Regions from separate parts of the Homo sapiens genome. Here region 1 is linked to region 2. Evidence: chromatin contacts called from ENCODE Hi-C data. All regions are on one chromosome and are shown on one strand. The core of a region is the stretch at or near the end of the contact, and the rest is flanking DNA. Distances in the headings are between cores, read along the strand shown. Region 1 overlaps TRANK1 (tetratricopeptide repeat and ankyrin repeat containing 1). Region 2 overlaps CMTM7 (CKLF like MARVEL transmembrane domain containing 7).

The links. Hi-C counts contacts between places; a loop is a spot of excess contacts on that map. Pooled maps may share reads with other maps.
Region 1: a loop to region 2 is called in a map with no recorded cell type, with 5 times the contacts of the local background. The contact joins two enhancer-like sites. A Hi-C loop is called at or near these places in 2 of 37 single-sample maps with no recorded cell type and 4 of 50 pooled maps.

What each region holds. Positions count from the first base shown.
Region 1 is chr3:36,916,047-36,921,602 of GRCh38, reverse strand. All of the region lies in intron 1 of TRANK1 (tetratricopeptide repeat and ankyrin repeat containing 1), which reads left to right. Among named protein-coding and RNA genes, the nearest start is that of TRANK1, 26 kb to the left of the region's middle. Within about 2 kb of position 3,387, at least 5 of the 41 ENCODE cell types and tissues checked have a DNase peak (open chromatin) inside an H3K27ac peak, as active enhancers do.
Region 2 is chr3:32,435,841-32,442,305 of GRCh38, reverse strand. It overlaps CMTM7 (CKLF like MARVEL transmembrane domain containing 7), which reads right to left. Exons shown (of 5, transcript NM_138410.4): 2 at 293-466. Among named protein-coding and RNA genes, the nearest start is that of CMTM7, 47 kb to the right of the region's middle. RefSeq lists an enhancer at 5,010-5,691. Within about 2 kb of position 3,162, at least 8 of the 41 ENCODE cell types and tissues checked have a DNase peak (open chromatin) inside an H3K27ac peak, as active enhancers do.

The DNA.
Region 1 (5,556 bases), core at 2,138-4,637, 4.5 Mb before region 2:
ACCCCTTCTTCCTGTCTTTAATGTGATGCCTGGAGTTATAGCAACCTTCAATCTTGAGGGGACAAGCATGAGGGCACAAAGCCAGTGTGCTTAGGATGGTGTTACAGAGAGATAAAGAGCTGTACTCTTACTCCCTTACTTCTGATTCTGTGAGAATGTTACAAATAAATTTTCGGTGCCGCAAGGAAATAGCACTGGAACATAAATTTAATTTTCTCAGCAAGGCAATTTTTACTTCTATAGGAGGATGTGACTCGTGAATGGAGTAATGGTGAGAGCACACCTGGACAGGGGAGGGGAAGGGATTCTTATTCCTGTCGCAGGTAGCCCCTACTGCTGTGTTGTTTCCCTATTGGCTAGGGTTGGACAGCACAGTCTAAGCTAATTCCAATTGGCTATTTTAAAGAGAGCAGGAGTATGAGCCAGAGTGGTGGGGTTAACAGTTTGGCAGGAAAGACAGTTATGGAACAAGTAACCGAAGGTGACTTAGGTCAGAACAGGGGACCGGGGGTGACTCAGGTCAAAGCAGGTAACCAGGATGAGTCAGGATGGAGCAGGTGACCAGGAGAACAGATGTGAACTACTGATTAAAACTGGTGGAAAAGGTTGTTTACTGAAACTACGAGGAAGTTAAACTTTAAAATGGAGGACAAAGAACTGAACATGCTGACATACTGATTCTTTGAAGAGAAATTTAGAACTCATTGTATCCAATAAGAAAATTACACAACCCCCAACTCCTCGTTTGCTGCCAAAGTCATCCTAACTGATGCACCATATAAGTAGAAGTCCAGAGATAGGGCAGGCCTCAGGATTCTCCCCAAATTGATGGCTCCCCACTATTTTCCTTTATTTTCTTGGGCCCTGTCCTTTTCTGTCACTGTTGGTTTCATCCTGTGAGTGTTGATTTCATCCTTACGCCGGAAGCAAAATGCAGCTGAAACGTAGGGCCACACATTTACACATCTCAGTGTCAGGATTCACAGCTTCACTTCCACACTGGACAGTGCTCTGTGTAATAGAGAGATTCTCTTCTAGAAGCTTATCCAGAATGATGATAAAACACTGTCTTGGAATCCTCCAATAAACATCTTTTTAAGTTTCAGGGGCCAGAATTGTGCCCTACACTCAATACTGAACCAGTTTCTGTCAGGGAGATAAATTTGCTCATCAGACCCTTAGGAAGTAAGGGTGGAGTCAGCTTCCCTTAAGTCTAAGGAGCTTGGGGAAGAGAGGCACATAACAGAAACAAATCTGGGACTCAGTGAGGAAGGAGTGGCCACTTCAAAGGTCCCAAGAATGGTTCACTGTAGCCAAATGGGTAGAGTGTCAGAACTTCCTAAATTATAAATATCATTAACTGTTACTAAGGGTCAACTTTCAAGTATCTGACATAAAAGTTTAACCTGTTTTTAGTTTTTTAGAAGAATATTTCCTGGCACCACGCTGTCACTATAATCTAATGAAATATCCTTAGCCATTTATTGGTAAAGCATTTTAAGAGAATTTATTTCCTGAACTTATTATAGTTTGTGTACCGCATAGGAGAATGATGGCTGTCCAGTGTGCAGGTCAGAGTCCATTCTTTCCTCTGCTATTAGCAATATTGCAAGAACGTGAGCTACAATGGGCCTGGCATATTGTCATCTAGTGGTTAATTATTAAAAACAAAACAAACAACTCTTCTAGGATTGGTTCTATTTGGAGCTTCACAAAAGAGGACACTCATATGGCCAATAAAAGGCACACAACATTATTAGTCATCAGGAAAATGCTAATTAAAACCACAATAAGATACCACAGTGGCTAAAATTAAAAAGACTGATAGTGCGCAGAATTGACAAATGTTGGCAGTTTATATACACAAAACACTGCTTTTGGGAGTATAAATTGGTTCAACCACTTGGAAAACTGGCAGTCTCTACTAAAAGTAAATAGCACATCTTCCCTGTCACTCAGCAGATCCACTCCTGGGAAGAAAGGCAGACAAATAACTCACTGAAAGACATATACAGGATCATTTATAACAGCTTTATTCACAGTTGTCTCAAACTGGAAACAATTCAAATGCCCATCAACAGAATGGATAAGTAAATTGTGGTATATTAATAAAATCAAACACTACACAGCAATAAGAGAAAGGAGTTACTGATATATACAACAATATAGTTGAGTCTCACATGGATAATCTTTAAGGAAAGAGGGAACCCACTATGTTATTATGGGGTTCAAGAACAGGTGAAACTCATTTATAGTTTACAGATCAGAATAGTGGTGAAGAAGGTGGGTTTAGACTAGGAATGGACAAGAGGGAACCTTCTGGAGACCTGGAAATGTTCTATATATTCACCCAGGTGGGAGTTAGATGGGTAGATGGGTATAAAAATCATAGCTGAACACCGAAGAGTAGTGCATGTTACACGCATTATACTAGGTTTTGCCTCAATAAAAATGTTAAAAAAAATTGGGCCCATCAAGATAATGGGATATGACAGACCTCTACTGTACGTCTTTGTTAATATTGCACAGTAATTGTTGCTGTATGTTGTTTGACCATTTGACTGTAACCCCACATATCCTTATTGCATAATATAGTTTTTTATGGGCACATAAATTATACTTTGAATACTGCAAACCCACCTGCCTGTGATGCCTGCTGGGGGATATTTTAACTGTCATCTTGTCAGCGGGGCCAGGGTCTTAGGATGGCTCTGTAAGTAATTAGTATCTTGGCTGCTTTTACTTTCCTGAATGTGCATGTAAATCAGTACTACTACAAAACCGAGGAAACTTTGATATCCTGCCATCTTTTGGGTATCATGATGTAACATAGTGTGCGTAAGGAAAATCAGTAATGTTTCTGTCAGACTTGGAGTAGAAATACAAGTCCAGAACATATTTGTTTACATTGGCGTTTCTTTCTTTTTCTTTCTTTCTCTCTTTCTCTCTCTCTCTTTCTTTCTCTTTCTTTCTTTCTTTCTTTCTTTCTTTCTTTCCTTCCTTCCTTCCTTCCTTCCTTCCTTCCTTCCTTCCTTCCTACCTTCCTTCCTTCCTTCCTTCCTTCCTTCCTTCTTTCTTTCTTTCTTTCTTTCTTTCTTTCTTTCTTTCTTTCTTTCTTTCTTTCTTTCTTTCTTCTTTTCTTTCTGGGTTTTTGCTTTATTTTCTCTTTACTTAAAACAAATTTTAACTGTGGTAAAAAACACAAAACATAGTTTGCCATCTTAACACTTTTTAAATGTATAGTTCGGCAGTGTTAAGCACATTCATATTGTACAAACGATTTCTGGAACTTTTTTATTTGCAAAACTGAAACTCCATATTCATTTGACAACAACTTCCCATTTCTCCTTCCTTATAGTACCTGGTAACCACAGTTCTACTTTCTGTTTCTATGAAATTGACTATTTTAAGTAGCTCATATAAGTAGAATTGTAAAATACTTGTTTTTTGGTGACTGGCTTATTTCACTTAGCATGATGCCCTGAAGGTTCATCCATGTTGTATCTTGTGTCAGGATTTCCTTCCTTTCTAAGGCTAAATAGTACTCCACTGTATGTATATGCCAAATTTTGTTTATATATTCATCAGTAGATCTTTTGTTTACATTTAACACCCTTTCCTCCATCCCTCAATTTCCTCTAGGGTAGTGTTACTCAAGCATTTTTTCATTATAGCTCCTCCCAACCTTTTCAGACTTTTAGCTAATCTAGCTTCCCACCCCCTATGAAATTTTAATACCACAGATAATACTGTATATCCTTTTTTTTGTATTGTATGTATATCTGTGCTTTGTGCATGAAAAGAGTAAACATTTTTACTCCCCAATATCCCATTTTCTTTCCTTTGGGGGCAATATTGCCCCATTGAGAATGCATGCTATAGGGAAAACCAACTCCAGATTAATACATACAGAGGTAGCCCCAAGTTTACTAAATACTTGGTAATGAAAGAAATGGTACTTGGAGAAAATCTTAAACTCGCCTCTCTCTTCTCTGCTCCCACCAAACTTCCAACATCTCCTGCCCTCCCTTAAACAAACAGATAAATACACAAAAAGAAAGAAAGAAGTTCACCTCTTGATCTTTCCTGGTCCTGGTACGGGGATGACCTCTCTTTTAGAGGGGCGAATGGTTCTCTGTGTCTCCTGCCTCCTCCTTCCCCTGCTGTTGTTGCTGAAACACTTTAATGGGTTGATGACACCATATTTAGCTCATAATGTATATTGTCCTATAGAATATATTTCTTTTTTCCCATTTCATGAAAAAAATATAGAATATATTTCTATTTGGTTCATCTTTGACAGTTTTAAGTTTATCTATTCGAGGCTTTTGTGTATTTCCCAAATTTATGTGCTTTATAGAGCATATACTTTGCCCCATTAGATGCAGTGGTATTGCAATAGTTATCCTCAGGGAGGTAGGCTGTGTGTGTGTGTGGGTGTGAGTGTATGTATTTGTATAAAAGAAAATCCAATATTACATGCATTTGGCCGGGCACGGTGGCTCACATTTGTAATCTCAGTGCTTTGGGAGGCTGAGGTGGACAGGTCATTTGAGGTCAGGAGTTCGAGACCAGCCTGGCCAACATGGTGAAACTCTGTCTCTACTAAAAATTAAAAAATTAGCCAGGCGTGGTGGTGTACATCTGTAATCCCAGCTACCTGGGAGGCTGAGGCAGGAGAATCTCTTGAACCTGGGAGGTGGAAGCTGCAGTGAGCCAAGATTGCACCACTGCACTCCAGGCTGGGGGACAGAGCAAGACTCCGGTCTCTTCAAAAAAACAAAAAACAAAAAAAAAAACAAAAAAAACCCATACATTTATATTTGAAACCAAAGCCCCTGTTTCTGTAATGCAAAGTAAAATTTGGCTAAAAGCCTTGGAGTTCATTTCTTTTGCCTTCCACTCTCAAGCCCATGAAATTCATCAGGAACTCTTATTGGCTGCTCTTCCTGCATCCATTTTACATTGGCTTATTTCTCTCCATCTTGCCTTCAGCCAGGATGATCTGGAAGTATCAATTGGATCTTGGTTTTTTTATTTTTTGAGACAGAGTCTTGCTCTGTCACCCAGGCTGGAGTGCAGTGGCACGATCTTGGCTCACTGCAACCTCTGCCTTCCAGGTTCAAGCAATTCTGCCTCAGCCTCCTGAGTAGCTGGGATTACAGGGATGTGCCACCATGCCCAGCTAATTTGTATTTTTTAGGAGAGACGGAGTTTCACCATGTTGGTCAGGCTAGTCTTGAACTCCTGACCTCGTGATCTGCCCGCCTTGGCCTCCCAAAGTGCTGGGATTACAGATGTGAGCCACTGTGCCAGGCCAAATTGGATCTTGTTAATCTGCAACCTAAAACCCTCTAGTGTTTTACTGTTCAATACGGTAGCCACTAGCCACATGTGGCTATGTATTGCAAAGTTAATTAAAATTAAGTTAGATTTGAAATTCAGTTCTTCATTTGTACTAGTCATATTTCAAATGTACAGTAGCCAGTTGTGGCTAGTGCCTTCTGTATTGTATAGTATAAAATTGAACATTTGCATTATCACAGAAAGTTGTCA
Region 2 (6,465 bases), core at 1,913-4,412:
AACTCCTGACCTCGTGATCCGCCCGCCTCAGCCTCCCAAAGTGCTGGGATTACCAGCGTGAGCCACCGCGCCCGGCCAGCCACAGCCTTCTTGTAGCTGGAAAGTGAGTTTTAAAAACCAGCAGGACATCAAGCAGAGATGTCCACCAAACAATAGGAAATTCAGGGCAGAGGCAGCAAAGAATGGTTAAAGAGGTGAGATGGGCAGACGGGAAAAACTCTGTCAGGTCTCAGTACTCTAGCTAACATCCTGACTTGTGCATGCGGAGGACAGGGCCAGACCACTCTCTTACCGACAGGGGCCAGCTGATACAGGTGAGCACGCGGTAGAAGCGGAAGAGGTGGACCAGGTAAAAGGCGAGGATCATTATCAAGTCGCAAATGGTGACCACTTCAAAGTAGCTGTAGGCGCTGTAGTTGGTCCACAGGGAGCTCCGCACACAGATGAAGGCAATCAGCAGGGTGACCTGCCACATAAATAGAGACATCAGAGAAATGCTTGCCCAAGACGGGCACCCAGGGAACAAACAACGGAAAACAACCAAGCATCCCCCAGCAGGCCCACATTGAAGAACTGCTATTAATACAATTCAGGTTATTTCCATACACACTGGCTGGAAGGTTGGAAGACTGCAACTTCATGTGGTACACACTTTGAAACTACTGTCTGTGAACACTGATGACAGCAGAGACTGACTTCGTCCTCTCTGAAGTTTGTTAGATTGTGCCAGCGGGAAGCCCCCTCAGAAGAAGCAGGAAAACAAGAAAATAACAAAGCAGAACCATCCCTTTCATCTGCTGGATATCCATAGAGCAAAGAGGACAGCGTGATGGTGACCTGGGGTTTACATATTAGGCCCAATTGTACGAAGTTGCCAATATTTGATGGTTTTTGACCTACAAAGATGGTAATTCATACCTTACAGCTATCAACTGACAGATAACAAGTTACCATTTACTGATGTCTGACATACGTGATCTCGCTAAGGCCATGCAGAACCCTGCCAGGTAGACAAAATCATCCCCATGTTCATAAGGGGAAACGGAGGCATGCAGGTTCAATCATCAGTCCAAGGCTATCTGGCTTGTAAGCAGAAGTGGGATTTGAATCCAGGTCTGTCTGACTCTAAGGACCATGTTCCTCCATGTCAGATGCAGTTCTACCTCCCAAAAGTGTAAGCTCTGATCATAACAAGCCGAGAAAGGTGGACGGGTTCTCAACCATGCAGGAATCCTGTTTAAGAGGTGAGGCTGCTCACCATCAGGGCATGTGGTGAGAGCTCACTAAGAAATATCTCAGCACGAGTGAACATGCTTAACGGCCTGCTACTGAATTAATAACCAGATGAAAACTATTAGCAATGCATGAGTACAAGAAAGTAGAATGAGTAACAGTCTGAGCTTCCGTGAAGGCCAAAGAGAAAACCTGTCTACTCCATGTAGGGAACAAACCAGTAACACACGGGATTCAATGTGTGTAAAATCTTAGAATCTACTTATTTATTTAGTTATTTAGTTTTTGTTTTTCTGAGATAGAGTCTGGCTCTGTTCCCCAGGCAGGAGTGCAGTGAACCAATCTCAGCTCACTGCAACCTCTGCTTCCTGGGCTCAAGTCATCCTCCCACCTTAGCTTCTCAAGTAGCTAGGATTACAGGCGTGTGCCATCATGCCTGGCTAATTTTCATATTTGTAGTAGAGACGGGGTTTTGCCATGTGGCCCAGGCTGGTTTCAAACTCCTGAGCTCAAGCAATCCCCCTGCCTTGGCCTCCCAAAGTGCTGGGATTATGGACGTAAGCCATTGTTTCCAGCCAGGAATCTATTTAAAATGCACAACCAATTTAGAAAAAAGATTATTTTATACACTGCCTCTCTCCTATGGAGGAGTGATTCTTTTTTTTTTGAGATGGAGTCTCACTCTGTTGCCCAGGCTGGAGTGCAGTAGCATGATCTTGGCTCACTGCAACTCTGCCTACGAGATTCAAGCGATTCTCTTGCCTCAGCCTCCAGAGTAGCTGGGACTACAGGTATGCACCACCATGCCCAGCTAATTTTTGCATTTTTAGTAGAGAGGGGGTTCCACCATGTTGGCCAGACTGGTCTTAAACTCCTGAACTCAAGTAATCTGCCTGCCCCAGCTCCCCAAAGTGCTGTGATTACAGGTGTGAGCCACCACGCCTGGCCAGAGCAGCGAGTCTTAAAGTGTGTGTGTGTGTGTGTGTGTGTGTGTGTGTGTGTATGCGTGTGGTGTTAGTGTATGGGTGTGTTAGCGTATGGGTATATGATTTTGTGTCCTATGGGACATTTGGCAATGTGTGTATATATTTTTGGTTTACACAATTTGCGGGGATGGGGGTTGCTACTGGCATTTAGTGGGTAGAGGCCCAGGGTGCTGCTAAGCACCCTGCAATAAATAGGAGAGCTCCCATAGTAAAGAGTTACCCATCTCCAGCCCCAAATGTGGCCCCTCAACTACAGTACTACTGTTGAAAAATTCTGCTATAGAAAATGTCAGTCTACAATGAGAATTAAATCACAAAATGGGGCCTGGTGCATGCCTGGCATCCCAGGCTCACGCCTGCAATCCCAGCACTTTGGGAGGCCAAGGCGGGTGGATCACCTGAAGCCAGGAGTTTGAGACCAGCCTGGGCAACAAGCAAGACCCTGTCTCTACAAAAAATACAAAAACTAGCTGGGCGTGGTGGCATGCACCTGTGGTCTCAGCAACTTGGGAGGCTGAGGTGGGAGGATCAATTGAGCCTAGGAGGTTGAGGTTGCAGTGAGCTATTATCACGTCACTGCACTCCAGCCTGCAAGACAGAGTGAAAGTCTGTCTCTAAAAAAATAAAAATCAAATCAAATCACAAAATGGATCTTACTCCAGTTAAAACAGTTGATGCTGAAATGCTCTTATTTTCTAAAGCCCCTTGTTGCTAGCCCACTATCAAGATCCTCAGCAATAGGTACAACAGCTAAAAGAGAACTCTCAGCTGGAAGCTTGAAGCAGGTATGGAGAGTGCTCTGCTTACCAGATCGAAACAGAAGAGTGTGGCTGTGACACAAAGAGTCCCTCAACATTTGTGTATTTCCCTTTGCTAATGAGCAACGCAAGTGTTTTCATTTTTTCGGTTCCTCTGAAGCTAGCCAGCCATGGTGATATAATGATTCACACCTCTGCCTTACTCAGGAGTGTGCATGATCGCCAGGGCTTTGCTGCTACGTTAGTCTTACTTCCAGGCCACATCTACATGGGGAAGTCTAGGGGTCTTCCCAGCCCCACAATGACCTCCTCAAGAACTCAAGTATCATTATTCAAGGCATGACTGAAAATGCAGATAATGTGGGATTATGCAGCGTGATTCCTAGGTAGAGAGGCAATTTTGCATCTAGTTTAATGCAGAGATTAAAATAATTTTCCAACTCGTCGTTGAAGACAAAGTTAGCTCTTTTTCATGGTGACACAGGGATGTGGAAGTTTCCCAGCCAACAAAAGGGGCCTGTGCAGGTCAGGTCTTCCTGCTCTGAGCCTCCAGGGCTGAGTACTGTGTAGTAGGAAGTACATTCCTGCTCTATCAGAAACATCTCGAACCTTTCTGGGAAACTTGCTCATGAAATAACACTTTCTGAATTCGGTTCACTGGGCCTATGGCCATCTACCATATGACTTTCTTTAGGAAAGCCCAATTTTAGAAAATCTAATTTAGCCAGAGTATGGTGTGTGCTTATGCGTGCTCCTAAAAGCTTCCTTTTTGCCCAGGGATTCATTCATTCCAACTTTAAATAGCCAGCATCTTAGCCAGCATATTAAGTTAAAAAAAAAAAAAAGATTTGACTGACATCAAACTTTTCAGAAATTCTTCTAAAGCCAGTAGGTAACTTCTGCAAATGCTGGGGCCCCCTGAATTATTTAGAAGCTTAATTCCTGGGTGACAAAATAATCTGTACAACAACCCCCTCCCATGACACAAGTTTACCATATAAGAAACCTACACAAGTACCCCTGAACTTAATATACAAGTTAAAAAAGAAAGCAAAGGTGAAGTGGAAGAAAGAACAAGACAATAGTGGGGAAAAGGCGCTGGGGTGTTTATCCCTGCCCTCCTCCCGCCAGCTCCAACCCTCTCAGGTGTCTTCGTGTTCCCAGTTAGAAAAGCAAATGCACAAACACGCCTGAATTCAGAGAGGACTGGAGGTAGGGGTTCTGACTTCAGGACGGAGTGAAGCAGCTGGGAGGCTCCTGGAAGACAGATGTTTCTGTGTAGAGTAACTTCAAAGTGATGCTGTCCAAAGGGTTCACTTGCCTCTTAAGGTGCCTTCTAGCTCCTCTCGTAACGGTTTGTTCTTTTATATTGAACTGTCATAAAAATAAAATATCTAACATAAATGTCCAGGGGTTTATTTTATTTATTTTATTTTTTTGAGATGGAGTCTCACTCTGTCGCTAGGCAGGAGTGCAGTGGCAACATCTCAGCTCACTGCAACCTCCACCTCCCTGGTTCAAGGGATTCTCCTACCTCAGCCTCACAAGTAGCTGGGATTACATGTATGCGCCACCATGCCCAGCTAATTTTTGTATTTTTAGTAGAGACAGGGTTTCACCATGTTGGCCAGGAGAGTCTCGATCTCCTGACCTTGCGATCTGCATGCCTTGGCCTCCCAAAGTGTCGAGAGTACAGGCGTGAGCCACCGCGCCCGGCCTATTTTTTTCTTTTGAGACAGAGTCTCACTCTGTCACCCAGGCTGGAGTGCAGTGGCGCTATCCCCACTCACTGCAACCTCTGCCTTCTGGGTTCAAGCGATTCTCCTGCCTCAGCTTCCTGAGTAGCTGGGACTACAGGTGTGCACCACCACGGCCGGCTAATTTTTATATTTTTAGTAGAGACAGGGTTTCACCATATTGGTCAGGCTGGTCTCGAACTCCTGACCTCAAGTGATCCACCCGTCTCAGCCTCCCAAAGTGCTGGGATTACAGGTGTGAGCCACGGTGCCCAGCCATGTCCAGGGGTTTAAAAGTAACACTGCAAGAGCCCTCAACTCAAAGCAAGGGTCCCACAGACCAGCCATGATACCACAGAATCACTGGAATTAGAATTCCAGATAAGAAACATCACTCCCTGGAACCTGTGTCCTTTCTGACTCCATTCTGTCAGAATTCTTACTAGAAAGAAGACATGATTTTTTGGAAGGAGCAGAGGGTTTAAATTTCACAAGAGATGAAGGAAGCTGACATGATCTGAGAAAAGTGATGGTCCCCTGAGGACTCTGGAACCAAACTAGTCTGGTTGCAGCTTGAGTGTACACCCGCAACCAGCCAGGTGCCAGAAAGTTTGCCCAGGTTCTCAGCCTGGCTGAGCATCCTTCCAGAAAGAAATGAGATTTTGAGGTCTACGATGAAAAATCTCTACAGAAAACTCAAGAGGCAGTTTTCAAGAGACGTCGGCTTCTGATTGGGCTGGGGAGGTGTCTGGTGGTCTCAGGACCCTGTCTCCTGCCACCCATGCTTGGGAACATTTCCTCAGCAGACCTGAGCCCTCGTGCCTCTGCCAAGTCTGGTCCACTGAGTGTGCCTGTGTCTGGCTAAAGATGGCACCAGACACCTTTCCTTTTGGAAGCCCTGGACTGGATGCTGGTAGGTCACCCAACCCCACTGTCCCTGCATCTGACCTTGGAATGATACTTCAGTGAGAGAAAGCAGGAGCAGGAGAAGTAACTGATGAAAGCTAACATCAAAAGCCTCAGACCCAACTCTAAGAGGCTTTCCAGGAAATCCCCAGGAGATGAAAGCCAGGCTTGTTCAGAAAGTCAGAGATGCAGATGAGGATGCAGTGCCTGGAACCTGCATTTGTAAATGTTAGTGGGCCCATAAATGACTGCTTGGCAGTGGCAGACAGGAAGAGGAATGTGGTATGCTCCCAACTTTGGCTGAATTTTGCACTGAGTGTAAGGAGATTCACCCGTGCCTCCCTGTTAAAGTCACCATCATCTAATAGCCTTTGTGCAATCTCATTGACACCCACTGGCTGAGAAACCTGCCCCATGGCTTCCTCTAGGTCCTGTCTCACTCACCAACATCAGAATCTTGCTCCAGAGTCCTGCCCATGCTCCTATTCCCCCCAGCACATAGTTTTGTTTTGTATCTATAAATGAAAATGCCATAGAAACCCAAGGGAGGGAGAATAATCTAGGAAATATGTCCGGGGTCCTGAGCTCCAGGCCTTGGGCAGCTCAATGATGCACCACTGGTTTCTGAATGTAACTGCACAGCAGAGTCACCTGTTTGCAGCATACCGAAAACCAGATTCTATGTTTGTCCATGCTGGGGGTAATTCTGGAAGGACACATAGGAAGCTGGTAACAGCACTTGCCTCTGGGGAGGGGAAGTGATATTTAGTAGTTTTAAAATCCACTTGTTTTGTTTTCTTATATTGTAAGAATCACATATTAAGTTTCAAAAAAGCAGTTTTAAAA